Linked DNA regions of Mus musculus: regions 1 and 2 are each linked to region 3. A link is a loop called in an ENCODE intact Hi-C map of the cell type or tissue named here. Cell type or tissue: heart. All regions are shown on one strand. Links, peaks and the distances in the headings refer to the core of each region. The heading gives the core; the rest is flanking DNA.

Region 1 (10,054 bases), core at 1,336-9,335, 270 kb after region 3:
GGTGGTATATAAAATGCTACTATTTAGGTAGAGGCTAAAAGGAAGACATAATCAGATGTGTTGACAAGGATCTGGGAAGAGGATAAACTAGTCCCACAGTTTTTTATGCGGGAGGGGACAAGGAAGGAAAGAGACTGTTTCCCAACGACCTTTGTTCTCTTTCAAGAACAAAGACGTGTTTCTATTACCCAGCAAGAAAAACAAACAGCAATAAAAGATTATGATTAGCTTTGTTCCCATAGTAAATTGGAGGGAAGGAAGAAGAGGGAAAGGAGGAAGGAGGAAGAGGGAGGAGGGGAGAAGAGGCAGGGCAAGCAAACAGGCCACTTTTCCTCTGCTCATCTGAGCCTAGCCATGAAACAAAGGGACTCCTGAGAAATGCATCATTAGGTGATTTTGTCATTGTGCTGTTAAACAAAGATGACAATGAGATCTTGGTCATTGGCATGACACTTAGCAATATAACCATGCGGGTGCTCCCTTGTATCATATCTGCTGTCCATGCCAAGGAAAGTATTATCAGATGTAGTTGTCTCTTGCACTCAATAGTAGTGCACTGACTTTTTTTTTTTTCAGAAGAAAATGTCCACTTGTTACTTGGAAACAAAGATGTCCCCTACAAGAATCATTGCTTGGGGTTGAGTGTGCAACCAACCTGGTAGCACCTCATGCTATTAGTCCTTTTTTCAAGAACCCAATCCCTAGTGCCCCAAATTTATGAGACCAAACAATGAACCAAGAGACATTTTATTTGGGGATGGAGGCATGGTCTCTGCCATGTAGACATGGTTGGCCTAGTACCCAATATGTAACCCATGCTGGCCTCTCTCTCAAACTCATAACATTTCTCCTACTTCAGCCACCCAAGGGCTAGAACTGTAGGCACGCACCACCAGTTAATTACCTTATCCATGTTCCCTCCCCACTTGGAGTGAAAATACTTTTGTTTTGTTTGTTTAAGACAGGTGTCATATATACCAGGCTACCCTAGAACTCACCATGCAGCCAAAGATGACCTTGAACTTCCCAAATTTTATAATGACAGGCTTATGCCATCATGACTGGTTTAGCCATCAAACCCAGCGCTTCATGCATACTAGGCAACCACTCTACCAACTGAGCCATGTCTCTGGCTTGGAAATATTTTACGTTTATTTGAGAAACATCTAGGAGATAGGGCACAACAGGTTCGTGGTGCTTGCTTCCAAGCCTGAGGACCTGAGTTCCAGGCCCAGAATCCATGTGGTGAGACCTACTCACACAAGTTGTGCTCTGACCTCCACACTAACACGTGTGCTAATAATGCACACACACATAGTAAGTAAATAAATGTAAAATGTTTGGTTGGTTGGTTGGTTGGTTTGGTTTGGTTTGGTGGGGCTTTTGAAGCAGTGGTTCCCTGTCTCAACAGCCCTGGCTGTCCTGAAACTCATTCTGGCTTCAAACTCACTTGCCTCTACCTCCCAAGAGTTGGCATTAAAGGTGTCAGCCACCACCACTGGGCAAATGTAAAATACTTTTTAATTTAAAAAAAAATCTAAACTTTTTCTTAAAAGGCCAGCATTTCATGATTAGATGTTATTTCCTTTCAATGGGTGTCAAGGTAGAAAGTGACCTGATTTTAAAGTTGAAAACGTTTGATCACAGACACAATTCAGGAACTAGTGAAATGGCTCAACTGGTGAAGTGTGTGCATACAAGCGTGAGGACCTGAGTTCAAACCCCAGCCCAAGCACAAAACCCTGTCACAGAGGTATGTGCCTGTAATCTTAGTGGGGGAAGAGGAGGCTAGAAACACAGAAAAGCAAACTCAATCCAAATCCTTGTAATCTCAGCATTTAGGAGGCAGAGGAAGGAGGATCATCGGAAGTTCCAGGAGAGCCAAGATATAACCAAACCCTGTCTCAGAAAGGGGGTAGGGGGCTGGAGAGAAGATTTAGCTTACTGCTCTTACAGCAGAGGCCCAGGGTTTGATCCCCAGTGCCCACATCAGGTGCCTCACAACCACCTGTAATTACAGCTTCAGGGAAACAGTAATTACAGTTTCTACATCCTCTGGTATAGGGCCGTGATAGGCAGCCTGGTCCCTGGTCCAGCACAGGCTTGAAACTCCGGTGACTCTGCAGGAGACCACCCTGCAAGGAACAGTAGGTGTTTTGCCACGCTCCTGGACACCAGGCTCCTGACAGGAGGCCACAGCTCTTCATAGGTTTGTGGCCATCAGTCATGTAATGGCAATACCCCAAACCCCTCTACAGATAGAGGATGTGACCTGTGGTCACATAGCCTCAAGACAGATCTCCATTTTAATGAGGCACCTAAAGGCCCAGAGGCTTAGCCAATAAACTCCCCTTCCCAGACACTCCTCCCTGTAAAAGGTATTTAACCTCAGGCCCGCCCTGAGAAAGTGGGATACACTTTTATTCATCTCCACTCTCCGCCATGACAATAAATGCCTTAAAACCATGGACTGTGTCTTTTTATCGGGATCAGCCATGGGGAGCAATGGATCAGGCCTTCTCCTAAAGAGCCGGCCACCTAATCTCCAGCAGGAGGCCTCTCAGTGCTCCCAGCCATGGCCTCCACCAAGCCAAGCCACCCACTGAACAAGCCAAGGACTCTCTCTCCTCCCCGCAGGACCCAGCCTGAGCTCTCCCTTCTTTTCTCCTTTGGCCCTAGGCTAGATCCAGCCTGTGGGCCCCCACTCCACTCTCAGCTCTTTGGTGGCTTCCAGCAGCACCTCAAGAGTCTGAGAACCTGTCAGCCCCAGCCTCCCTGCAGGCCTAGAGACTCCAGAGCCAGCTCCAGCAGTCCCCAGGGACCTCAGACTACACACCCCCATCCCTGGAGCAGTGTCCAGTGGCTTCACATAGCCCAACACCTGCCTGGCACTGGCATGTGATAAGCACAGTCAAAACTCCTGTATTCCGCATCCTGCCTCCCCGAATGGCCTGAGCACTGTGACAGAGTGGACTCGGGACACCCCCAAACTCAACACTCTGGCATCTGCATGTATATGGTACACATAAACCCATGCAGACACACATATATACACCTAAAAATACAATCATATTTTCATTATATAAAACAAAGCAAAACCAAAGGAGCATACAGCACCAGTTACGCTTTGCACACATATGTAAACTACACTCTGCAGTCCTGAACTGCAGGTTGGCCCAGAACCCTGATGCTTCAGTTTGTCTTCTGTGTCTTGAACAAAAGTAAACTTACACAGCCATTCAATTTGTCACAAGAATAGTAGTCAACAAATTATATGAGGGATTCTCCCATTTTCTTACAAAATAAGCCTTGTGTTCAAGGGGCTTGCCCAACTGCAGATAACTGTCAGCTCTATGAGCCACTCTCGGGAGGGTGGGGGTCCTCTAGGATGACCAGCAGGTGAGGTAAACAACCACACATTCAATTTGGGATATTGTCTAAAGATCCCCTGGAGTGGGGTTAGGGACAGTTGCAATCCTCTGACATAGGTCCTGGGAACTAAAGGTAGGAGCTCTGCAAGGGCTCTTAACCACTGAGCCATCTCTTTCTATGCTAAGTAGGTGAAGGAGCATGTCTTCCTCTAGATTCTCACATCCACACATTGCTCCCCTTGCTAGTGACTCGACCTGGACCCCAATTCTTTTTCTTTCCTTTATGGCTAACACACTAGGGCTTTGTTTTGTTTTGCTTTACATATGTCCATGCATGGATGTATGTACATAATGTGTGTTCCTGGTGCCCATGGAGGTTAGAAGAGGATATTGGATTTCCTGGAACTGGAGTTATGGATGATTGTGAGCCATCATTTATACTGGGAACCAAACCCAGATCCTCTGCAGGGGTAACAAGGGTTCACAACTGCTCAGCCATCTCTCCAGTTCCATACTAAGATTTCGAATCCAATTTGGCTGTGGCCCTTTGCTTGGTGACACCCTGCTATCCAGCAGATCTGGGTGGAGACACCTCCTTTGTGCTCACAGAGCCTCCACTCCCATCCCTGGTGCTGACTCAAAGGCTTGAAGAGCAGATGGTTCATTCTGGACATGACTCCAGGAAACACAAAAGAGAGACAGGGTAGGGAGGAAAGACAATGGAGGGTGTATTTATGAGCTGGTTACCTCCACGGAGCTGAGTCCTATTAGGGAGCAGTGTAGAGACTGCATAGAACACACCTCAGAATTGTCCCACTGTTAGGATGCATGGAGCTCAGAAGTAGAGTATAGGCTTAGCAAAGGTGAGGTCCTGGGTTCCAACCTAATACCCTCCAAAAGAAATTAAGATCGTTAGTGTTACGTTAAGAACAAAGAAGTTAAGGTGGTTTTTATGGCAGGCAACAGTAATTGCAATAACAATAAATACTGTCTCAGCCAGGTATAGCAGTGCACATTTATGACCACAGCACCAGGACATGGGGGTGGGGGAGGGAGCATCATTCAAGGCCAGTTTGAGCTGCATAGAGAGTTCAAAGCCAGCCTGGACATTATGTGACACTGTCTCAAAAATATAAAAAGAAGATAAAAAGGAGTCTGGAGAGACAGCTCAGTCAGTAGAACTCTAAGTGTTCACATACTTGTAATCCCAGTGCCCAGGAAGTAAATACCAGAAGTCTTCGGAGTTCACTGGCCAGCCAACTGAGCCCAATCAGTGAGCTTCAGGTTCAGTGAGATCCTGTCTTAAAACATAAAGTAGTGTTGGAATGAAGGTCAGTGGGTGAAGGCACTTGCCCCCATAAGTCTGGTGACCTGAGTTCAAATCCACAAAGCTGTCCTCTGATCTCTGAATGCCAGCTGTGCCATGTGTGCCCACACCTCCACCCACCTCCACAATAATAATAAAATTTAAACATAATAAGGTGGGCATTAATGTCCACCTCTGACCTCTGATGAATGTACCCACTCATTCATGTATACCTACCCTACACACACACACAATTTATTCATTCATTAAAAACACTGTCTTAATAGAGAACAAAATGCTTGGAATAATTATCCACCGAGGCCTCTCTCTATCAACTTGCCTCCCCCACACACACCATTCAGCATTGGTCCTCTATTGACACCCAAGCTGGAAAGCTGGGAGAGGCAGGAGGTAGTGACATGTCAACAACTAGTGATCTCAGGTGGTCATAAGGGTTGTAGAGCTGGCCAGCAACAGCGTCCACAGCATTTGCCCTTATATTTCTGTGCCAAAATGCCCATATTATTTCTTCTCAGTTTTCTTCTGTATATATAGACGCACTTCCAGCGTCAGAAAGGACAGTAGTACTTAGTACTCAAAAACTGTCTTCTTAATGAGTAAGTGAATTGATGGATGGATGGATGGATGGATGGATGGATGGATAGATGGATGGATGGATGGACATGCATGGAGTTCAGAGTAAGATGTTGAGACAGAAGATAGACTTGAGGCAGGGATGCTAGGATGAAATTACAGACACTTGCAATGCTCCCATGAGTTGTTGCCCTTAATAACTAGAAGGAACAACTTCCACAGGCAAAACTTGGGAGCCATTCAGGATTCCAAGTTCAAGGCTTGTCTGAGCTACATATTGAATGTAAGTTCTGCTTGGGCAACTTAAAGAGACTCTGTCTCAAAATCAAAACACAGGGCTGAGGCATAACTTGGTGGCAGAGCTCTGAAGGGGTGGGGGGAGCAGAGGCAAAAAAGGCAAGAGTTTCAAGTCATAAAAATCTCTAGACAATTGGGAAAATAAGATCACAGGAAAAGCAAGGGTGATTTTTCTAATGCTGGTAGTCTTCGGGAACTCAGAAAGAATAGCATCAGTAGCTCCTTCTGTGTCCATCCCCAAACATCAGTCTGCATCCAAGAAGAGGGACTGCTTCTCTTCCCGTTCCTTTTCAAGCCTAAGTGCTATTAAAAGTAACAACAAGGGCAAAACTAAACTTACCCAGACAGGAAGAACAAGTTGTGTGGAAATCAAGTGTCCTCATCTAATTACCCAACACGCCCTCCTGGTCCAGTTCATAGCCATGAAAGTGACCTGCCCATCACCCTTGGGCCTAAAGGTGTGTCTGTGCAAGCACTCCCAAGGCCTCTGCCATGCTGGTACTTGGATTAGGCTATTCCACCCTGGTGGAGTGGAAGTGGAAAGGAACTGCTCCCATGCCCTCTGGTCTAGAGCCAGCAACTCCTCTGAGCCACCAATGGCCCTGACTCATCTGTTCTACCTAACGTAGGTGTGGCTACAGCAGGGACCCTAGCATAAGGGATTGGGTGGCTCCAGAGAGCAAGAACCTTGTCTTCTATCAGCCTGGGACCTACAAAGACTACATCAGTGGCCTGCAGGAATAAAATTGAATCTGTCCATGGGAGCTTAGTGCTCAGAGTCACACTGTGAATGGAGCCCTTCTAACAGGGATCAGCCTAAGGCACAGGAAACAGAGTGTTCTATAAGCTCTTTGAGATCCCTGTGACTTTGCCTGGTTTCCCACTGAGCTTCCACACTCTAGCACTTGTCTCCTGTGCTCCTCAGTCTCTGCCTGTAGCTTGATTTTCTCTCATTTGTCTAAATCTAGACAGAGCAGAACTCTATCCAGGCTACACAGTACCATAGGACAACTCAAGATAAGATGCCTTGTCCTCCTGTAGCTCACCATGTACTTCCTAGACAGTCCACATGGCTCTGAGATGCATGTGGGAATGGGACACAGTGAGTGACAAATGTCCTCTCATAATCTCAAGTGTGAAAATTTGGCCAAAGACATCCAGCATGTGGTTTCTCTTTCGCTTTACTCAATTTTCCACCTATTTCCCTGGCCAGACGCCCAGAAAAGTAGCCTTGGAACCTGGTGCCATTCCTTTCCTGGCCCCACCTTCAGATTTCTGTTGACAATTCCTGGGAACCAGAAGGGACAACCTTTAGCCTTCCACTTCTTCTACGTCACCTCTTCCTACTAGAATACAACAAGACCCAGTGGCCAGATAGATGTCTGTTCTCTATTTGGGGAGAGACATTGTGATTTGAGTTCTATAGGACTGACTTTTATTTGCTCAAGAAATTTGGGGAAAAAAAACCAAAAGTTTTCCCTGTTATCAAGCAGATGGTTTCAGGCTATCCAGGGAGAAGGTTGCTTGTTGTTTTGTTTCTTTTTTGTTGGTGTTCGAAGATTTACTTATGTAGTGTTCTGTTTGCTTGTACACCTGCACACCAGAAGAGCGTGCCAGATCTCATTATAGATGGTTGTGAGCCAACATTGATTGCTGGGAATTGAACTCTGGGCCTCTGTTGGAACAATCAGGGCTCTCAACCTCTGAGCCATCTCTCCAGCCCTATTGGTTTGTTTTGAGACAGGCTGTAGCCAAGGCTGGCCTAGAACTCAAAGCAATCCTCCTGCCTCAGCTTCCCTCTTGAGCACTGAGAGTAGGGTCATGTATATACAATGCAAGGTGGAACTGACAGCTATAGCTTCATACATATATTAAATGGAGTATCATGTAATCCAAGCCGGCCTTGAACTCACTATGTAGCTGGGGATGAGATGAATTCCTGATCCTCTTGCCTCCATCTCCCAAGTGGTAGGTGTATGTTACCATGCTAGATTTTATGTGGAGCTAAGGATTTGGTACAGGCTGGGCATCACCACACTTATGCAGAGTTCAGAATAGGGCATCAGATCTCTAGAACTGGAGTTATAGATGGTTGTGAGCTGCCATATGGATTCTGAGAACCAAAATGAGGTTCTCAGCAAGAGCAGTAAGTGCTGTTAGCCACTGAGCCATCTTTCCAGATCCCTTCTACCTTTCTTTTTTAAACAAATCCTGCCATTCAGCTCTAAGCTCCTCAGTTTGCTGGACTGGTTAGCAAGGAAGCTTTGAAAATTCACCTGTCTCCATTCCAACAGTGGTAGGGTGGCAGATGGGATTCTAGGAACCCTAATGCAGGTCCTGCTACCCTAGTGGCAGACTCTTTACCATCTGAGCCATCTTCCCAGGGAGCCTTAGCTTACCAGGGACCCCCAGAGTGAACCATGTGGAGCCACGATCAATGCAAAATGCAGTGCACTGGGGTCGTCCCAGACCCGAAGGAGAGGCAGTGACCCCCCAGCACCCATTCGGCAAGTTTTTATATGGTTTCCAGGGGCAGAATAGAGCATCAGCAACTAGGCACAATGATTGGCGGAACAGTGCACCCTTTAAACTGATTGGTCTTTAGGGAATGAGATGACAAGGACTTCCCTTGACTGAAAGTGGGCAACGGTCTGTCTGTCCTGCAGAATGTGTCCCCACCCACAAGTCGGTTCTGCCCTGTTGTCTGAGAAATATTAGCCCTTCCAGAGGGGCAAGTGTTTCATGACCTTCCCAAAGTTCCTAAGCTGACCTTTTCACTAGCTCCCCAGAATCAACTTTGTCTTGCCTGACCAATGACGTTGTAACCAGGTTCTTTTTTCTTGTTTTCTTTATGTCATTGTCATGGGATCCTGGAACCACATTCCCATTAGAGTGGATCCCAGCTCTTAAAAATGACCTTGGCTCAGCCCTCCGTACCCTAACTACTCCAATTTCACATTCCAAGTCAACATGAGTAAGTAGCGTCCAGAGCACAGACAGCACGTAGTGACTCTCACTGTCTCTGTGCCTGTTCATTATCCAATCAGTTGGCATAATCTTGTCCAGCCTTCCAAACCACCTTAACCCACACTGCCTTTGATTTGTTTGTGGTTGGTGGAGCTCAAAGCCAGGACCCCTTTAAGGCATCTTGCTAGCTTTTTCCCCCCATTTGTTGACACAAGTCTTACCATATAGCCCAGGCTGGCCTCAAACTTGTGGCAATTCCTTCTTCCTCTGCCTCCCAAGTGCCACCATTACAAGCATAGGTTACCACATTTTGCACTTCTTTTTTTTTTTTTTTTTTTTTTTTTTTGTCGCCATTGTTTTTGTTTTGAGACAGGGTTTCTCTGTGTGGCCCTGTCTGTCCTGGAATTTACTCTGTAGACCAGGCTGGCCTCACAGAGATCACCCTGTCTACCTCCTGAGTGCTGAGATTAAAAGTGCATGCCACCATGCCTGGTACCTTCTGTTATACACATACACCAAATTTTGTTTATTCATTTGTTAGTTTATCAGTGTGACCTTTCCACGTTGGCGCCAGTATCCACAAGACTGTTGGGAATAGTCATGTACTAGTGTTCAGGTGGGCGTTATGTCCTTATTTCTCTTGGCTAAATACTTAGAAATGGACTTCCTAGGGGACTGGTGGCCATGCTTGACTCTTTCTTTCTTTCTTCCTTCCCTTCTTTCCTTCCTTCCTCCTTTCTTTCTTTCTTTCTTTCTTTCTTTCTTTCTTTCTTTCTTTCTTTCTTTCTTTCTTTCGACAAGATTTCTCTGTGAAACAGCCCTGTATGTCCTGGAAATCTCTCTTTTGACCAGGCTGACTTCACACTCAGAGATCCGCCTGCCTCTGCTTCCGGAGTGCTGGGATTAATGGGGCTTGTGCCAACACAACCCCTCGTGCTTGACTTCTTAAAAGAATCTCCAAACTGCATTGCAAAGCACCTACAGCCATTGACACTCTCTCCATCGATCAGAGTCGGGTCCTTGGCAAATGGTTTTTTCCCATGAGCCACAACTAAGTTTAGGCATCCCTATGCTGAGGTCAGAAGCTCTATTAGCCTGATCATTCAACGACTGAGACTGCTCAGAAGTGCTGCGTGGCCTCGGATTGGATCGTTTTTTTCTCCCAAGAGCCCCAGGGTGGGGATGGAAAGAATGGTGTGTTTAGAGGCATTAGCAATGCAAAGGGATTAACTACTCCGCACCAGACAGTCCAGTGCTAAAACCTAAAAGCCCAAGTGATGAGAGATATACTTCGGAGGAAGTAGCTAGGGGAGGGGGAGGGCCCAAAACCAAGCCCAATCCTGACTCAGTCTTTGAGCTGCGAATCTATGGCTGCGATTGCATCATGGAGCCTCCGCAGCACTGCCCTGATGCGGCGGGGAGTTGAGAGGTGGGGGCGAACTAAGGCTGGCATCTGTTCCCCATCTCTGCCCCCGGAAGGATACTGCGTGGTTACTCAAAGCTAGATGACAGCACCTGC
Region 2 (10,054 bases), core at 795-8,794, 120 kb after region 3:
CACAGAGAAATTCTGTCTTGAAACCCACCCCCCCAAAATAATTTTCTTTCTTTTTATATGTGTGTGTGTGGGGGGGGGGGGTGGATGTGTGTGTGTGTGTGTGTATGTGTGTGTGTATGTCTACATGTGTGGTGATGCCTATAGAGACCAGAAGAGGGTGTTGGATGCTCTAGAACTGGAGTTCCAGACTGTTGTAAGTTGCCCAGGTACTTGGAAATAAACTCAGGTCTCTGAAATACCAGCAAATTTTTTGAGCTATCTCTCCAGCTCCTTGTTCTTTCTCTTTTTTGAGAAAGGGTCTTACTGTGTAGCTCAGAGTGCCTTGGAACTCATTATGCAGCCCAGGCTAGCCTCACACCAGAGCTCTTCTCACCTTGGCCTCTCACAGGCATGCACCACTGCTCCTGGCCTGTCTCATGGTTTTGATAGGCATGAGTCCAAACATACTCATTTTCCTACTATGTAAGTGTTCATCCAAAGACATTAATCATGTCTCTGTCTTTATTCTTTACCACTGTCTTGCTCCCCATTTTAACAAAAGTACCTTGTTCCTTTTTCTGGTTCTGTTATTGAGATTATGAGGATCTTCTAACACAATAAAGGCTTTTTTAAATACACTGCCTTAACAGAAAATCCGTATCTCAATAAGAAGCCAATGGCATTATTTGGTTATGTTTGAAACCCATTCCTGACAAACATTATTAGCAATCTAGGAGTAGAACATCTGTGTTCTAGAATAAAAAAAAAATAAGTATAGAAAGAATATATAGAAACTACCAGGTCCAGGGTTACTGTTGGGGAGGAAGAATAACATCTAATATTCTGTGATACAGTGACTGTAGTTCAGGACAATTGATTATTAGAGAATATTTTGAGTGTTCCCAGAATAACAACAAAGATATCTAAGTTATAGATATATTAGTTACATTGATCTGATCATTGCACAGTATGTGCATGTACTGAAATCTCATCCATAAATATGTACAGCTATTCTTTCTTTAAAGCTAAGCACAGTTGAGAATATGGCTCGTAAAGGCACTTGCCACCAAGCCTGATGACCCAAGCTCGATACCCAGGACCCATATGGTGAAAGCAAAGAAAATGTTCTCAAAAGTTGTCCTCTGACCTCCACATGGTACCATGCCATGTTCATGCCCACATATACACACGAATGAGTATAATAAAACTGAAACTTAAAAATAAAGGGAAAAAACCCTTAGATTAGATACATGTAGTGTCACATAATATCTAATCCTAGCATTCAGGAAACTGAGGCAGGAGGATGACAAGTACAAGGCAGCCTGAAGTACACAGAGTAGAACTCCGTCTTAAAAATAAAGAAAGAAGGGGAGGGGAGGGAAAGGAAGGAATGGGAGGAGAAGGGAAGGCAGAGAAAGGGAGGGGAGGGGAATCAGAGGGGAGGGGAGGAGAAAACACTGTGAGCTGTAGGGCACTCCTTACTCTGACCTATTGAGCTTCCTTCAGGTTGTGTGCTGTGATACAGAATTTGAGTTTTTGTGAGATGTCACCTGTGCTAGGGTAGACTTCGATGCTGCAGCTGCCTGAGTCATATCTGCTCCTGTAAGTAACCACTCACCCATATTCCTCTTAGTAATCCCAATAAAACTGGGTGAGTAGGCATTTGTTCATATCTCTCTAGGGATAGTATCACATAACACCAGCACATCTACCCAGGGGACTCATTATTTACAAAGAGAAAAGCACTTTGAGCCAGGTACCGTCATATCTTCCAAACAGTCCTGAAGGGTGGGTATCATCACCACATTCACTTTGTAAGACACAGAAACTGAGATGTTGGAATTGATACAGATGCTTCTAAGAGAGATGGCCTGAGGGCGATCACCACAATCCACTGCAAAGCAAAACCAAACCAAACCAAACTATGGTGGCATGCGTTTGTCATCCCGGCATTGGTTGGGGTGGGGGCAGAGACAGGCAAAGCACTGCTGTGCTCTGACCAGCCAGACTAGGCTGTTTGGAATGGGGGTGGGGCAGTTTCAGCAGAGAGAGAGAGAGAGACCCCTTTTCAAACAAAAGAGTAGTGGATGGCATCTAAGGAATGACACTCTGGTGCATGGACAGACACACACACACACACACACACACACACAGTGGGTGGGGGTTCTATTTCTCTCCCCTGCTTCATGTCCCTCATAGGGTACAAGAAGTAGCCATGGGAATAGGGGAAGTATCCCTTCCTGGCTAGGACCTGGGGAACATTTAGAAGGAACTACTGCAGCTGGGGGGAGGAGGGGGTAGGCAGAGCATGCCTAACAAACAGGAAGAAGCATTGTATTAGAGCGGGAAGTGGGGGCCCTGAAGGCTGGACAAAGACAGGCCTCTTGCCTTTGTACTTACTCGTGCCAAGGCAGGGTGTCAAGGCAAAGTTCCTTCTAAGCCAGATATGACCCCAGAGAAGGTTTACATTAAGTAGAAACAAACTTGTGCTTGTGTGTGTGTGTGTGTGTGTGTGTGTGTGTGTGTGTGTGTGTGTGTGTGCTCATGTGTTTGCATATGTGCATGCATATATAGGCCAGAGGTCAATACTGGGTATCTACCTCAATCGTTCTCCACTTTATTTTTTCATTTCCATTTTATTTATTTGTTTGAGGGACGGGAGTGGGGCGGCTATGCCTGGGACTGTGTGCTTATGAAATCAGAGGACAACAACTTCTGGGAGTCAGAGCTCTTCCCCTTCCTCCATGAATTCTGGGAGGCAAACTCAGCCATGTTTGCATGCTGCAAGAACTTTTACCCAATGAGCCATCTTGCTAACCTGTCTGCCTTTTTTTTTTTTTTGAGACAAGTAACGTCATCCTGTCTCTGCCTCCCCAATGCTGTTGTGTCCAACTTTTACACAGGTGCTGGGATCGAATACCGGTCCTGGTGCTTCCCTGGTAAGTGCTTTTGCCAATGGAGCCATCTTGGCAGCTCTTACATGCTCATATTTTTGTTGACTTGGCCAGGTAGTGCCATCTTCTGCTGGGTCCCTGCTGGAACCTGAAGATCAAACCTCTCATTTCCTCCTTTACCCACCAAGATGTATCAGTTTCCTTCTTTCTGCAGTCGCCCCCTTCCTACCACAATAGCAACTTGAGTTTGGGCTGCAACATACAGACTTTCGTTTCTCTTCGGCTTATGTATCTCCCTCCCCTTCCACTGGAGATATAACATGTCTCAGCCTCCAGTGTCTTTGTGTTTGGTCAAATGGGGGATGAATGAAGGGAGGTAGGGAACTGACAAGAAATACCATTCACATATTTACTTTTTCACAAGTTTGTACACATCTGTAATATACTTTGATCCTATTTACCCCATTGCCTTCTTATCCCCTTTCCCTTCCCACCAAAGCAATTTCTTCTCAAGTCTCCCTCCTTACATCATGTCTCAGTGTGTGTCCCACACATTTAATTAGCTTGGCTTGCATGGGCATGGGCATGGGGGGCGGGTATTTAATTGCACAAAAGCAACTTACCTGTGGCTACACCACTGCCTCCCATAACCATTTACAGTCTATAGCTCTCAAGGAGGGGGTGGAGTCTTACAATCCACAATGGAATTCTGTTTGTTTGTTTGTTTGTTTGTTTGTTTGTTTGTTTTCCCGAGACAGGGTTTCTCTGTATAGCCCTGGCTGTCCTGGAACTCACTCTGTAGACCAGGCTGGCCTCCAACTCAGAAATCCGCCTGCCTCTGCCTTTCAAGTGCTGGGATTAAAGGCGTGCGCCACCACAGCCCGGCCACAATGGAATTCTTAAGAAATTCCCATTATTGTGCAGGGAGCATGTCCAGAAGGCAGAATTCCACAGCAGCCCCTTTCCTCCTCTGGCTCTTACATTCTTTCAATCTCATCTTCTGCTGTGTTCCCTGAGCCCCGGGGGCAGGGGACATCTGAGCACTTTGACCAGTAATGAGTCTCTGCATTAACTGTTGCCCACAGCAAACAGAAGCTTCCCTGGCCAAGGCTGAGAGCAACACTAAGTTCTGGGTGTAAACATATTTGGAAGGCAGTTGGGCATCATGTCCAACTAGCAGAACAGTAATAGACTCCTGCCTCACTTCCCATTAGGGCTTATGGCCTCTGGAGCCATGGGGGTTGGGCCAGGGTTCCAGTAGCAGGCATAACTTCTTCCAGGAAGCTGTTGTGCCACTATTGCACTAGTGGTACCTCTTGGTGTCAAGTTGGCACTGCAGCTTACACAGCGCACAGCTGGGCAAGCCTGCTGATGACCTTTCTCCCTTGGCAGCCTACACTGCACCTTCCTGCACCGTGAAAGTTAACTAGCAAGGGAAAGGCTGCTTTCAGCACAGTTCCCGATTACTATCTCTCCACCTAGCAACCCGAGGGCGTGCTGTTGTGTGTGGTATTTTCATCTCGTTCTATGGGCAACTAAGAGCAACGACAAAACCCTGTGTCATTTTGAGGTCCCCTAAGACCTTCTTGACTAATGTTCCACAATAAAGTATCCCACACCTGACACTGGGATTTTTTAATAACCTATGAGTTCTGATAGCAGATATATATACATATTTAGGGGTTGTTTATACCTTGTTTTTGTTTGTTTGTGACAGGACCTCTATTTTATGTATGTCTGGTTGTCCTGAAACCAAGACTGGCCTTGAACACACAGAGATCCACCTGCCTCTGCCTTCCTAGTGTTGGGATTAAAAGTGTACACCACCGTGCCTAGCCAGAAAATATTCTTGATAGAAAAAATATTTTTATTTGTTCCCTTCCTTCCTTCCTCCTTCTGACTACACTATGTGATGGCTGGTGCTTTGGCAGCCCTGTTGGGTTATGAGACAGCTATGAGAATGAGAACAACATTCTGGGATGGATAACTTATGAGAGAGGTGGTTCTTTTTGAGCTTTGTAGTACAGTGCCACATAGGCTACAGACTTCCTGCCAAACTTAATGGAGTTGTTTTGTCTTGGTTTGATATGGGGTGGTAGGGATGAAATCCAGGACCTTGTGAATACTACTGAGCTATATGCTCTGCCCTTGGATACTCACTAATTAGCAAATTAAAATTGTTTGAAGTTATGGTGTACATCATGATGCTTTGACCTATGCATGCATTTGTAAAATGCCTAAATCAAGCTCTTTCTCCGTTGTTTCACAGATTAATTACTTTAAGAAGTATTCGGTTTTTATTTTATGTGTATGAGTGGGTTTGCCTTCATATATGTGTGTGCACCACGTGCATGCTTAATACCCACAGGAGGCCAGAAGAGGGCATCAGAGTCCCTGGAAATGGACCTATGGATGGTTGAGAGCTGGGAAGGGAACGCAGCTTCTCTGCAAGAGCAGCTAGTGATCGGAACTGCTAAGCCATTTCTCTAGCTCCCACATGGATCACTTCTCTAGTGAGAACATTCAAAAACCTCTCAGGGAATTTCAACCAAGTGGTATTGCTAACTAGAGTCACCATGCGGTCCAGGAAGGCCTATCCATCCTGTGTGTGTATGTGTGTACTAACATGTCCCGTGCCCCAGCTGCAGACAGCCTCCCTTGTACTCTCTGCCTCTATGGTCTCAAGTTGTTTCAGGTTCCCTGTGCGGATGAGATCATGTGCTATCTGGCTTCCTCTGTCTGACTTAATATCCTGCAGGTCCTCACATACACTCCCACAGATGTGGACTGCATCACGAGGAAGAAATGAACTTCTAGGGCATCTCAGCCTCTGGAGCTGGAGTTTATGTTACCCTCAGCTGAGTGCCATCCAGCCTCCAGCAGTGACTCATTTTTCTTTGGCTCTGAAAAAGGGTTCCATGGCTAGTTCTCCCCTTCACTCCTCACATCAGCTCCTTGAAGTGAAAGGAATTTTCCTAATGAGGAAAATAGGAGCCGCAGCACTGCAGGCGGTGGAGACAAATGACACTGTCTTTGTCTTTCCAGAAGGCTGCGCCTGCAGCTGCTGTCTTAGTCATCGAAGTACCAGGGGAGCCAGAAAACAGGAGATGTGCCTCTGCAATCCCGATCAGAAATCCCAGAGGTGTGCTGGTAGATTTGGGCATCAGGAAAGCAGCCTCCAAAGGACAAGTGCTTTTACAAGACGCCCAAATATGCACCTAGCCGTTTGAAAGGGAAATGTAGAAAAAGAAAACACGCAGGCATACACACACACACAGAGAGAGAGAGAGAGAGAGAGAGAGAGAGAGAGAGAGAGAGAGAATTGAAAAGGTGTAGGCGTTAGAGGATGGGGTGAGAACATTACAATCTAAAGAGCAGCCTGGTCTGAATAGTGAGCCTTTGTCTCAAAACTTTTTTTTTTTAAAGAAGAAATACAAATGGCCAGTAAATAAATGGGGAAGTATTCAACATCCTTAGCTAGCAGGGACATGCAGATTGAAACTGCTTTGAAATTCCACCTCACTTCAGTCAGAGTGGCTGTCGCCAAGAAACACTGACAACAAATAATGGTGGATGTGTAAACTTGTACGGCCATTAAGAAATCTGTCTGGAGGTTCTTCAAACATCTAAACTATAGAATTAACAACTAACTATAGATCCACTGTATGTATACCTGGAGTGCTATGTATATCACCCACTGGAGATTCTTGCTCATTCACATCATTGCTTAGAGCTAGAATTCCTTCCATTGGGGAGACCTAGGCAACATCTACCCCTCCTCCAACGGTCTCAATGACAGAGACATGATTCCCCTGAAGTTCACTCTGGAAAACCAACGAGCTTCATGGGCTTCGTTGCAGAGCACAGGTGAGGAGCTATTTACAGAGGTGTGGGTGTTCCTTCCCCACAACCAGGCACAGGATGAGGGCTTTTCTAGAGCCACATGGATGGAGTCCTCCTTCTCTAGTGTCCCCAACTCCATCCTTATATATACTCTAGCCCCTCCCTGAGATCACCTGCAATTAGGGGAGTCTTGCACGTGCCAGGTGGTGGGGAGCCACTGGATATTTGGGTGAGGGTCTTATGACCCCTATGAGGGGGTGTAAGCAAGCCATCAGCAAACCCAGCTGAAGGGTTTTGCAAAGAAGTTGAGCTGAAGTCCCCAAGATGTTGATTGCTTATCTCGAAAGACAATCATGTGCATCTCTGCTGCACTCCTCATAATGATAGATGGATGGAGACAGAAAGTGTGCTACAGACATACAATAGGATTCTGTGCAAATACAGAGAAATCAAATCATGACAGTGCAGCAAAATGCATAGCCTGGGGAATCAGATGTCATGAAAGCTGAGAGGAACCAAAAAGAAGCAGGGGATGGAGGAGGAAGGGGATGGATATGTACAAGGTCCTGAGCTCCGTTCCCAGGAGCATGTGCACCTGTGTGTGTATACACATGGAGCATGAATGGGGGAAGGGCTCACCAGTGTCAAAGGAATAATTGGCAATTATTGTCTGATGGAGGGGGTAACAGTTTTCTTCAGGTAGGTGGGCCCCTGATGCTCCATTGGATGGCCCTATAGACATTCATAAGCAGCACTAATTGTACTCATGGGTTTTTTAGGGTCAGCTTGATACAAGCTAAAGTCATCTGGGAAGAGAGACCCTTAACTGAGAAAATGCCTCCATCAGATTGACCTGTGGGCCAATCTGTGCAGCATCTTCTTGATTATTGTTTGGGATAAGAAAGTTCAACCCGTTGTGGGCAGCACCACCTCTGGGCAGGTCTGCTTGGGTTGTACAAAATGCAAGCTGAGAAAACCACCAGGGACAAACCAGTAAGCAGCTCTCCTCCATGGCTTCAATTCCTGCCCTGGGTTCCTGTCCTGACTTCCCACTATGAGGGACTATGTAAACTGAAATAAACCCTGCCCGCCCCCTACAAGTCACTTTTGGTCATGGTGTTTATCACAGCAATAGAAACCAAATCAGGACAGGACACAGTGAGAGAGGTCTGGGAAGAGTTTGAATTAAAGTGAGGAGTGAATATGATTAAAATGCATTGTATACATGCACAAGCTTCTTGAAGAATAAATAATATATATTATTAACCATAAATTAATTTTAAGCCATTCTTTAAAAGTAGAAAAGTAAAAAAAAGTTCAGCAATTAACCTTTACTGGTAGCCAGTTGAACAGACATCTAGCTGGTTTTCCCTCTTTTGGCTATTGTGAGTCAAACTGCTATGATCATTCTATTCATATGTAGGTCCACGTGTGACTGTAAGTTTTCATTTCAGTAGGATGAAGGGGCAAGAGTGCAAGTGCTACACTGCATGGTGGTTGTGTGTTTGATTTTGTAAGAAATTGCCACATTTCTTCCAGAATGGCTAGCTGCACTTTCATACGTGAGCCACCAGCATCGGGTGTCATCATTGGGTTTTATTTTTGCCATACTGACTTATCTCACTGTGGTTTAGCCTGGGTGGTGATGCCGAGTGTCTTTGCATATGTTTGTTCTCCATCTCTGCATGTAGGTCTGTCTATGACTTCTGCCCATTTCCTAACTGCACTATTGTCGTTTTCACTGTTGAGTTTTGAGGGCCCTTTGTGGGCTATGTGGTTTGCAGTCTGTAATTTATTGCCTGTCTGTCTGTTGCCTGTTTTGTGTATGTGTTGACCCATGCATGCCTTGACATGTGTGTGGAGGTCAGAGAACAACTCCCTGGAGTCAGTTCTCTCCTTCTGCCATGTAAGTCCCTGGGATTAAAGTCAGGTTTAGGAATAAGTGTTTTTACATGCTGAGCTATCTCACCAGCCCTGTAACTTATGCATCCATGTTAAATGCATGGCCTGTTGCAGCATAACACTTGAATTTTGATGAGAATCTATCAGTTTATTCTTTTGACATCGACTCTAAGAATTGTTCCAAAATGTCTTTTATTTATAATTTAATGATTCATTTTGAGTTGTTTTTTGTACACACTATGAGGTTTAGGCTGGAATTGCTTTTTGCTTTTTTTGATCTATAAACATCCACTTGCCACAAGGCTGTGTGTTCAGCATGGTGAATGATTCAAGTTTTATCCCCAGCTTGTGGAGGTATTTTGAAGGCTATAAAACCTTATAGTAGTTCTCAACTTTCCCAATGCTGCAACCCTTTAATACAGTTCCTCATGATGTGGTGACCTCCAACTATAAAATTATTTTTGTTGCTACTTCATAACTGTAATTTTGCTACTGTTATGAATCATAATGTAAATACATTATACGCAACCCCAAAGGGATTACAACCCACAGGTTGGGAACCATTGTTCAGGAGGTGGGGCCTGGGTGGAGGAAGTAGGTCACTAAGGCCAGGCCTTATAGATGGTACAGGCCAACCCTGTAGTAGAAATATTAAAAGTCCCAGGCAGGGCTTCTTCCCCACCTTAGACCAGTTATGTTCTTGGATGAAAGACACACACAGCCTTATCTTAAGCAGCACAATAGCTGGGCAGCTGCCTACTCTCCGTGCTGTTAGAATCTACCTTCCGATTAATAACCCCAAGTTATTAATTACTATTTACTATGTGCCATCTGGACTGCTCTTAACTCCAATTGGGCAGCCCTCTGGGCCATGTTCTCTTGGCCCTTAGCCCATTCTCTCTCTCTCTCTCTCTCTCTCTCTCTCTCTCTCTCTCTCTCTCCCTCCCTCCCTCTCTCCCTCCCTCCCCCCCCTCTCTCTCTCTCTGCCTGTAAAATGTCAACCCCACCAATGTCTCTTCTGCCCAGCTATTGGCTGTCGGTATCTTTATTCACCAATCAGAATTAACTTGGGGGCCTAGGGGCTACATGCACACTCCAAGTCTTGGGGGCTCACACTTAGCATTACAATAGGCAGGAAAAGACAAAACCTCAACCCAACCCCAGTATTAGTTCCTGGTTAGCTCAGCTCTTTGTTTCCTATATACCGCAGTCATAGGGGAAATCCCTAATGTACACTCCACCGTCCAAGCCACTCAGCCATCCCTTCCCTAGTACTATGGATTGAAATTCTCTGCAACTGAGAGTCAGAATCAATCTTGTCTTCTTTAAGTGGCTCCTGTCAGGTTGTTCCCGTGCCATCGCCCATCCTCCATCACCCAGTTAGGGTTTCTCTGTGTAATAGCCCTGGCTATCCTGGAAATAATTGTGCACCAGGC
Region 3 (10,054 bases), core at 771-8,770:
TTCCAAGTTTTGTTTTGTTTTTAAGTACAACTATATTGTATTATTTAGTTTTATGCAAATTGAACTCTTTTGCATTAAATTTTATCTTTGATTTGATTGTTGCTTTTTTTTCTTTTCAGCCCCACTGTGTTCTCCTTGCCTCAAAAGAAAACTCGGCACCTGTTAAACTTGGGGGCTTTGGGGTGGCCATTCAGTTAGGAGAATCTGGACTTGTTGCTGGAGGTAAGACCACTTTAACATGCTCCCCCTTCAAAACCTGGGTGGTATGTATGAAGATTGGAAGGAAGGATAGCTGGGAAAGAACGAGCAAAGGCAGGGTGGTAGAAAATGTGATCAGACATCCTTAAAACCATGGTCAACACTGGATTTCACACTGATCATGATGGAAAACTACCCGGAGACTCTGAAGAGTGAGCACTGTAATCATAGTGCACAAAGAGCTTACCATTTGGAAATTGAACTGGACAAATAAAGTCACCTCTAGTATAAATGGGTTTGCCTTTTAGGATCACAGCATGCCTAAGCTTAAATTTCCTACCATTTTCCTTTTTCTATATATCAAAGAAGCCTGCTAAAGTCATCAGCCTATGTGTCTGTGAAGAGCAAATGGAAAAGAATAACAAGGCTGGTTTTCTCATTAACCAAAACAAAACATGATTTTAAAATGCCTGTGCCATAGTAGAAAGTGAAATTTTTCACCAGAGTACAGAAGTGGATGCTAATTCAGATTCCACTATTGTAGAGTTTTTATGAATTCTTTTCCAGAATTCAGACCACAGCAGTGCCCAGGGTTTACTTCTATTTCTTAGTTTTGCAAATTGCAGTTCTCCATTCTGTACTGCTGGTGTAGGCAGTGCTCCGAATACTAACAGCTTCACGAGGAATCAAAACTTCATGAAGCATATCCTTTAGCATAGAGTCTTCAAGTCAATTTGCCAACCTTCAGAAAACCTCTGTTAAGCCAGGTGTGGTGATGTACACACAGAATCTCAGCGCTTAGGAGACTGAGGCAAGAAGATTGCTTTGAGTCTAAGACCAGCCTTGAGAACCTAGCAAGATACTATCCCATAAAAGAAAATGAAACAAATGCTCATGTTAAATTCAAATGCTTTCCAAACCCTAACTTTTAAAATAGCTGTCTGTTTCACAAGATAGTTCGTTCAATTTGATTGTGGCTAGAGCATCAAGCAGTAATAACAATGGCCATCTTCTGAAAAATGAGCCTGAATTATACTTGTATTTTAAAAATCACTCTCTGCCACACTGCTCTCTGAGATTAAATTGTGTTAAGATCTAATCTTACATACTTTTCTAGCTAAGTATTTCCTGTAAACATGGGAATAAGAGAAAATGAGCCACAGTCCTTTTATGTTATATGCTAAGATGATTTTGTGTCTGTTACTCTGGATCTCCATTCTGTTCATATTCATTGTAGCATAGACTATTTCACAAATCTTGATGGGGGTAGATTCACTAAGTTTGCCTCCATGTTCACCTCTTTTCCTAAAGACTATAAACTCATCCTCTAATTTTTATTTTTTCAACAATATTGAACTCACATGTTCATTATTCAAAAATTACTATTTTTATACTCTAAAAAGGTTTTATTTTACATTGAGAAAGAATTTTATATGGTCCAGAGTGGCCTCCAAGTTGTTAAAGAGTTGAAGATCTGAACTTGTGGTCCTCCTGACTCCATGCCTGAACAGTAGGATTACAGATACACCATCACACCCAGTTGTTGGCGCTGGGGGTGAGACTCAGGGTTTGGACATGCTAGGCAGGGACTCTGCTAAGCTGCACCCTAGTCCTAAAGTACTTTCTGGTAGTTAAAATATTGTCATTTCTTAATGTACCTTTCCATATACCTTTCAAATAACTATTTTAAAGATTACAGTACTTTAAAAAACACAATGTGAATAGGTAAGAGATACATGATTTTCCATAGGAAAAAAAGCTTTTCTTCTGTTTAAAGTACTTTTGAAATTTTACTAATATTTATCAATTTTGGAACAGAAAGCTCTTTTCCTGTAGATTGGAATCTTTGACTACCTGGGCTTCCAAAGAGAAAAAGATTATCTTCCTTTACATGTTCTACATACCAAAACCATGTAACTCCATTGCATTTCCCCTATCTAACATTCAACTGTTTAGAGAATCCACTTACTCTGAATACAATGTAGAAAACAATTACAGTGTAGTAAAACTGGTTACCCTTAAAAAGTCCTCTCCATTGAAAACTAACTACATACATAGGAGACTGCCTTCCTCTGCTTTTCATTAAATTGTATAGATTTGTGTCCCCTCATAATTTGCACCTCCTATTCCATTTGCTTAGAATGCCTATTGTCATTTTATCTGTCGCATTTAGGTGTTTGCTTGAAGACTAAGCTAACAATTATTGCCTTTTAAAAGCAAGCCTATTATAACTGCCCTAGTTATATGACCTATCCCCTCTTCCATCTAACCAGAACTATCTAGCTTGCTTACTTCCTAACAAAATGTGATCAAACATGTAATAGCAGCAAAGGCAAGAGTGAGTGGTAGGAGAGCCATGGCTCATCCCTCCAAATATCTGCCCCAGCTATCACAGTGCCTAGGTCCTGGCACGCACTCTAGAAATGTTTAAATGAAAGACTAGTGGCTAGCCATTTTCCAGTCAGTAGCAGATTATAAGCAACAAATCAAGACATGCCAGGACTTGAGAAAGCATGGTGAGAAGAAAGAAAAGGAAAGCCAGGTGACAAAATGCACAGCAGCCATCTGATACCACAGAGGTTCATCGTTACATACCTGTGAAGCTCCTGAGAGAATCTGGACTGTAGCATTGTTCCTTTGTTGATAGCCAGAGTGACAAGTGAAGTCACCACAAAAGGGCTAAATGCTGTGTAACAGCCTATGAAAAACTAGTGAGGAAATTGTAAAAAAACAAAAACAAAAAACCTACATATGAAGAAGATAACAGTGGTTGTATGTATGAACATTCAAATCCTAAAGTATTAAAAACATAACCACTCAGAATAACTCCCTCCCTGAAGTTTGAGGCAAGGGTTATTATTTTATTGAAATTAGCATTTAAATATTTATGTACCTTTCTGAGGTATTTCAAAAAGTTACATGTTTGGTTTGGTAATTGGTTTCCTGTTCTTAGAATTTTGTGATCAAAGTCATAAAAGTCAAGTGGTTAAGAGAGGGGAGGGAGAGGGAGAGGGAGAGGGAGAGGGAGAGGGAGAGGGAGAGGGAGAGGGAGAGGAGAGGAGAGGAAGAAAATTAGTAGCAAACACAAGGGGTTTAGTGAAGTCTTTCACATTCTACTGATGTTCTTGACATTAAAAAGCCACCACTGTTATCTGTCACCACTGAGCAAATTTTTGAACTCAAAGTACACATCTTCCTGAAGAAAAAGCATAAATTTCTTCATAGTGGGGGCATGCTTCAATTCATATTAATGGAGACCACATTGATGGAGAGAGCCTCTTTAGGATGGCTGGGCCTGACTGTGGAGGTTTCGATTATTCCTCACAAGGAGGCCCCCCACAATGAGTCACTCTGCCTGAGTAGGAAGTCGTAGGAGGTGCGTGTCAAAGTACCATCTGAACTTTTCAGCAGGTACCAAATGGGTTCTGGTAGCTGTACTTCAAATGGTACCCTGAGATATTCGCCCTGCTTTTTTTTACTCCTCGTAGCTCCTGCCCTGTCCATCAAAACAATGTTTATTTTCCTGGGACCCTGCCTTACAGAAGCTGCCAATGAAGTGGGAAGTTCAGTTCCCAATACTATAAAATCAATTTTGCTGCTTGAAGAAACAAAATCAGACAATCAAAAAAATTTTTTCTCTCATCAGGTCCTTATAGCCAATGCTGAGTTCTCATTGTACATTTTGAGTGAAGGTATTTTCCCTGCTAGAATCCTGAGCTTAATCTCTTCCTTTCAGAAGTGTGAGAGAGACAGCTCTATCAGGGTCCTTTCAGCAAAATCTTGCAGGCATATGCAATAGTGTCTGAGTTTGGTGGCTAATTATGGGATGGATCCCTGGGTGGGGCAGTCTCTGGATGGTCCATCCTTTCATCTCAGCTCCAAACTTTGTCTCTGTAACTCCTTCCATGGGTGTTTTGTTCCCCATTCTAAGCTGTCTCATGTGAGGCTATGCCAGTGCATGGCAAATACAGAAGTGGATGCTCACAATCAGCTATTGGATGGAACACAGGGCCCCCAATGGAGGAGCTAGAGAAAGTACCCAAGGAGCTGAAGAGGTCTGCAACCCTATAGGTGGAACAACAATATGAACAAACCAGTACCCCCAGAGCTCATGTCTCTAGCTGCATATGTATCAGAAGATGGCCTAGACGGCCATCATTGTAAAGAGAGGCCCCTTGGTCTTGCAAACTTTATATGCCTCAGTACAGGGGAACACCAGGGCCAAGAAGTGGGAGTGAGTGGGTAGGGGAGCAGGGCGGGGGAGGGTATAAGGGACTTTTGGGATAGCATTTGAAAGTAAATGAAGAAAATATCTAATAAAAAAATAGAAAAAAAAAAAAGAAGTGGGAGAGAACACAGAGTGACCTGCAGTAGAGGCGCACCTGTAATCCAAATTGAGGAGCTAACTAGCCTCTCCACCCCTGCTGAATTTGATAACCATCAACAGGCCTTGGCAGCATGTTCTCTATAGATGGGTTAAACGGTCTCTTAGGTTCTTTTTAAACACAGGACCACAGTGAGATAAAGTATTTTACAATCTCCAAAGTAAAAATAATCTTGGATTGAGCATAAGAGTCATGCAGATGGTCAAAAAACAGAGGAAGGAAGGGCAGGGCTGGGCCTGCAGAATGTAGACGAGCTGCCAAGTTGGTTAGGCAGTGGCCTGTCCCAAAGTCCTTTCCCGGCACAGTTGAAGCCTTTTATTCCTCCACAGAGGAAAAGACTACCTCAAGGCTACTCAGTGAAAGATGGTTATAGTGTACATGCAGCTCCAACCACATTCCTCCTAGAAAACTGGTTTTTGTAAGAGAGGGAGGAAAATATGAAAACGCTTTAAAGAACATGAGAGTCAAAGAGGATTGCGTGGGCGGGAGTTCCTGATTTTGCTTTAGTGTATGCTCTCATTCCCTTCAAATGTTTACATTAGGAATAAGCTAAGTATTCCCATTCCAGTAGCCACTGAGAATTGCTGATTGACCTAGGAACTTGGCAGTTAAAAGTCATCTTTTTGCCATCAAACTGTTGTTCACTTATGCATGCCCTCTTCCTGCCCCTGCCTCTCCTTAGGACAGGTACAGACTGGCCAACTCACTCTTCCCCTTCCTCTGCTCTAAATAGGAACATATAAAATTCTTCAAGGAGCAAGAAATAGAAGACCTACTATATAACATACAGAATTCAAAAAAGAGGACCAGAGTCCTGTTCTAGGCCCAGTCTTTTCTGACCCAGTGATCAGATAAACTATTTTTGCTTTCTATGAATTCCTTTCAGAAAGGGAAAAGAAGTACTAGAACATTGATATTGGTAAATTTTTTATCCAGACTGATACTGCTTTTTTTAATTTTCAGATTTCACAAAATCAGTTTTCCATAATGTTGCTGTTTTAAATACAGGCCGCGTTGGAACACCTCACTTTATGGCCCCAGAAGTGGTCAAGAGAGAGCCTTACGGAAAGCCTGTGGATGTCTGGGGCTGTGGTGTGATCCTTTTCATCCTGCTCAGTGGCTGTTTGCCTTTCTACGGAACCAAGGAAAGATTGTTTGAAGGCATTATTAAAGGAAAATATAAGGTAATAGACTATGGCCATTTTATTTTCCATACAAATTAAATGATCCTGAGAAAGGTACTTGTCTTGAAGTTGTTGTCTGTCTTTGCTCATTAACTTACTACTGCCTGAATTCCTACCCCGCCAGAGCAAAGGTCTGTGTTGCCATCAGGACCCAGTAGCCTTGTGAAGCACAGTGGGGTCTTGGGAAGTTTGAGTCACCATGAGCTCAACTCAATGAGCAGCAGACTTCTGTGGGCCTTTTTTGTATAGTTTAAAGCCCTTCATTTTTAAAGCTTTTTTCTTAATTCATAACACTCAAATGGAAATTTCACTCAGGTACTTTTTCAGTCATTTCTTATCTTAATTTTAAGTTTCCACCATCATAGCCAAAAAAGTCTTTATATTGCAGAGTGAACTGACATGTGAGCTTTACAACATGTTTCATAATAACAGTTCACAGGTACTTTCTTTAAAGAATTCTTTTTTTATTAGTTTTGTGTATATGTCTGCATGTAGGTAGGTACATGTGAATGCAAGAGTCTGCAGGAGATGTTGGGGACCCTGGAGCTAGAGTACAGGCAGTAGTGATCCCACCCAACACGGATAATAGGAAGCAAACTCGAGTTCTACGGAAGAGCTAAGCCACCTCTTCAGTCCCATCTTAGGGACATTTTGATATGACTTACACATTCATATTCCTTAGCTACTATGCATCAAAAGCCTGAAATATTATCACTGTCTTGTAATTACTAGATTACTGCTTTCATTATTAAAAATCAATGCTGTGACTGACATTATGGAGAGTTATATCAAAAAAGCCCTAAGGACTCTCAGAAATAAATAAGCTGAAGGTCCATTCACAGTCCCAACCCATCTTACTCTAACTATGTATCAATACATATATCTGGTAAGGTCTAGAGCTGTGATAGTGTGTATCTGGTGGCACTTAATGCTGGGGAACCCCCCCCCCATTATTACTGAAGCTCATACTTTCTATACAACTGAATCATTGCTTCATTTTTGGCCATGCCTGATAATGTAAGACCAAATATAAATTTATATAACACTAGACTCCCAAACTGTGAAGCTGCTAACATTTCTTTTCTATTTGTCAGTAATGTTATAATTTTTAAGATTTATTTTATTTTTAACTATGTTTGTGTTTGCATGTGGGTATAGGCACCAGAGAGAATAGTTGCCAGTGGAGGCCAGAGACATCAGATCTCCCTGGCGCTGGAGTTACATTACAGGTAGTTGTTAGACAAGTCATGTGAAAGCTGGCAGTTAAGCACAGGATCTCTGCAGCACCAGTATTCACTCTTAACAGTTGAGCCCTCTTTCCAGCCCATCATATGGAAAGGTAGTTTCAGAGTTACAGCCTTATCCTTTTAAACTATAAATAAGCACATGGAGGTGAAAATGGCAAATACTTTAGTTTACCTTGTGCACTGTCCACTCATGAGAGCAAACGGTATCTTTCTGAAACAGAAGTTGTAAGTATATGCTTTTCTACTTGTCTTAGAGTCAGTTGACCAGAAAATAAAAGTAATACTTTTAAAGTATTGCTTATTAAGCAATGGTCCCCCTCCTATCCTGGGAGATTGTGAATGTTACCAGTAATACAAAGACTGGGCTTTCTGGTCAAATATTACCAAATCAAATGAAATTACACATGCTAATGTATTGGAAGAAACTCAGTTGAAAATGAAGGGCCAGGCATGGTGGTGCATGCCTTTAACCACAGCACTTGGGAAGCTGAGGCAGGAGAATCTTTATGAGTTTAAGGCTAATCTGGGCCACATAGCAAGCTCCAGACCAACCAAAGCTACACAGTGAGGCTCTGTTTCAAAAATACCATAAGGAAGGAAACAACAAAGTCAAGCACAGGTTACTAAGCATAGCAGCAGACAGTACTTCATCTGCAGCAGGACCTGAACTTTAGCTGAGCACTTTAGTCAGTCTTCTCAGCAGCTGATGGCGTACTTACCACATGATAAAAATCTCCCACCTGCCTTTTTGAGTTATAAGCATTTGCTAACAATAGAATTCTTCCTTTGTGTTTGTTCATTTGCTTACTTCCTGGTTTCCAAGGCAATGTGCTTCGTTCCAACAGCGTCTGGTATTTGATTTTGTCTATTTTTAAAGCATTGAATACTTATTTTTTATGCCTTGGTAAGTAATTTCGACTGCTTGTACTGTCTAAAAATTAAGTTATTTTAAAATTTCCTATTCTTAGCAAATAATGGCAATATTATTAGGAAGCGATAAGGTAGCAGCCATACCATGATTTCTGTACCAAGGGTTTGCAGCCTTGCATCTTAGAATTTATTTCCCATTTTATTTAGCTTTTCTCTCTTCTTGCTTGTCTTCATGGTTTCCTTTACAAAAGGCCCAGGTCTTCAGCAGCAGTTTAAAGCATGGAGTCCACTTCTGCCACTTCTATGAACTTCATGGGCCTTGACTTTCTGTTCTTTTCTTTTTCTTCTTTCTTCTTTCTTTCTTTTTTTTTTTTTTTTGATATAGTGTGATATGATTCTATCAGTATGCATTGATGCTTCTTTATCATGGAAATGATCAAACACACAGGATAGTGGAAAGCTCTCAGCTTCAATACTTAATATATTACCAATCTTGTTATGCATTTCACGCACTTTTATGCTATTCTAAAACATCTCAAAAAAATCATTTCAACACCATGATGGTACTTACCAAAAGAAGCAGTAAAATCCTGATCTTGGACATTTGTAAGAAAAGCTCAATGAAATCACATGAGGCCCAGGACAGGGAAGAAGGGTGTTTTAGTTAGGTTTCTACTGCTGTGAACACCATGGCCAATAGCAAGTTGTGAGGGAAAGGGTTTATTTGGCTTATAGGTTACAGTCCATAATTGGGGAAAGCCAAGACAGGAACTTAGAGGCAGGGAATGAAGCAGAGGCCATGGAGGAATGTTGCTTATGGGCTTGTGCTTTGCCAGTCTGATTTTTTTAATACAACCCAGGACTACCAGATGTAGCCCTCCCCTCCCACATCAATCATTAATCAAGAAAATCCCACAGACCTACCTACAGGCCAATCAGATGGAGGCATTTTTTCAACTGAGCTTTCCTCCTGAATAACTCTAGCTTGTGACAAGTTGGGGGTTGGGGGACAAGGAAGCATACTATCTAGGCAGTGGCTAATCAGTCACCACCATGCATTTCAGACATTGCAACACATGTACCAAAGATGAGCATCTAAAGGTCCATTGACCACAATTCCAATAGAATGACAATATTTAAGCAGTCTTGTGCCAGTTACCGCATGAGATTCAACAACTGAAAGTGGTTGCTTTAGTAATTTTGCCTCTAAGAAAAGGAAACTAGAACATTGTCCAACTGTAAGAGCTCTCCCTAGCATACAGATGCTTTGCCCTCCCCATCTGTAAGTTCAAAGCCTCACCTGAGCCAAAGCTTGGTGTCTGTTGCTAGCCCTTGGCCAAACTGGAATGATTCCTTTATGCTGTGATGCAAGTACTGTGATTTCATTTGGCTTTAAATTATTATATTTATTCTCCATCATTTTCTCTTAAGAGGTGGCATTGATCTCTAAATGGTTAAGGTCAGCACACTGAGCCAGAGATGTAGTTCCTTGGCAGAGCACTTGGACCAGGGTTCTGTCTCCAACACTGACAAACAATAGCAACAGTTACAAAAGCTGGATACTATAAGAAGCCCCTGGTACCAGGCAACTCCCATATGGTCATTCAGTCAGGCAACTTCCCCTTTTGCCACTACCTTCAGTTCCCACTTCCCTTCCCAGCTCCAAGCTCTGAGCAATTTCCTTGAGTGTTTTTCTCATTTCTGGCCTTAGACATGTCCTCTTTCCCAGGAGCCTTCCAATTTTTCCCTCAAAGATACACATCCATTATCAATAGACTTGAAAAACGTGTAATTCTTTTTGTTTACTTTCACTCAGTTTTACCACATGAATTAGTTGTCTCGTCTCTAAAAGAAAGGACTTCACTGAGTAGTGTACAAGTGGAATTGGCTATTTTACAGAGATATGATGATAATATATTTTTTCTTATATATTGAATACCCCAGTCAGAATATCCAATTAATGATTTTTTTATAGCTTCACAATTAATGTTGCCCCCAGTTTTGTTTTAGAGCTTGTGTGACTGTTTCTTTCTTCCCTTTAGGAATTTTTCCCCAGTCTAGGCTGACCTCAAACTCATTATTCCCTTGCCTTAGTATCTCAGTTGCTAAGATTAAACTGGTGCATACCACACTCAACACCTGGTCCTAACGTTGGAAGACACTGGTTTTC

What was found. A loop is a pair of places that touch in the nucleus more often than their neighbours do. Peaks named below come from ENCODE experiments on the same cell type or tissue, not always from the same donor. Only the 100,000 strongest peaks of a DNase experiment are listed, where the experiment ranks them.
Region 1: it touches region 3 in a loop (2.5-fold over the local background); 2 of 42 quality-filtered maps call a loop at or near these places.
Region 2: a loop joins it to region 3, with 4 times the contacts of the local background. A loop is called at or near these places in 3 of 42 quality-filtered maps.

Annotation. Positions count from the first base shown.
Region 1 is chrX:13,347,407-13,357,460 of GRCm38, reverse strand. Gm34661 (a long non-coding RNA gene) reads left to right here and starts at 9,757. Exons shown (of 3, transcript XR_386903.3): 1 at 9,757-10,054. In heart, for the core only: no CTCF peak of the experiment used is centred there; no DNase peak of the experiment used is centred there; H3K27me3 peaks cover 4,832 bases.
Region 2 is chrX:13,498,805-13,508,858 of GRCm38, reverse strand. No RefSeq gene overlaps it. Among named protein-coding and RNA genes, the nearest start is that of Nyx, 43 kb to the right of the region's middle. In heart, for the core only: a CTCF peak has its summit at 5,247 (motif pointing right); DNase peaks (open chromatin) are centred at 2,338 and 5,638; H3K27me3 peaks cover 1,099 bases.
Region 3 is chrX:13,616,363-13,626,416 of GRCm38, reverse strand. Cask (calcium/calmodulin-dependent serine protein kinase (MAGUK family)) reads left to right here. Exons shown (of 27, transcript NM_001284503.1): 6 at 120-222; 7 at 5,592-5,767. It also overlaps a transcript of Gpr34 not described here. Among named protein-coding and RNA genes, the nearest start is that of Gpr34, 11 kb to the left of the region's middle. In heart, for the core only: no CTCF peak of the experiment used is centred there; a DNase peak (open chromatin) is centred at 4,756.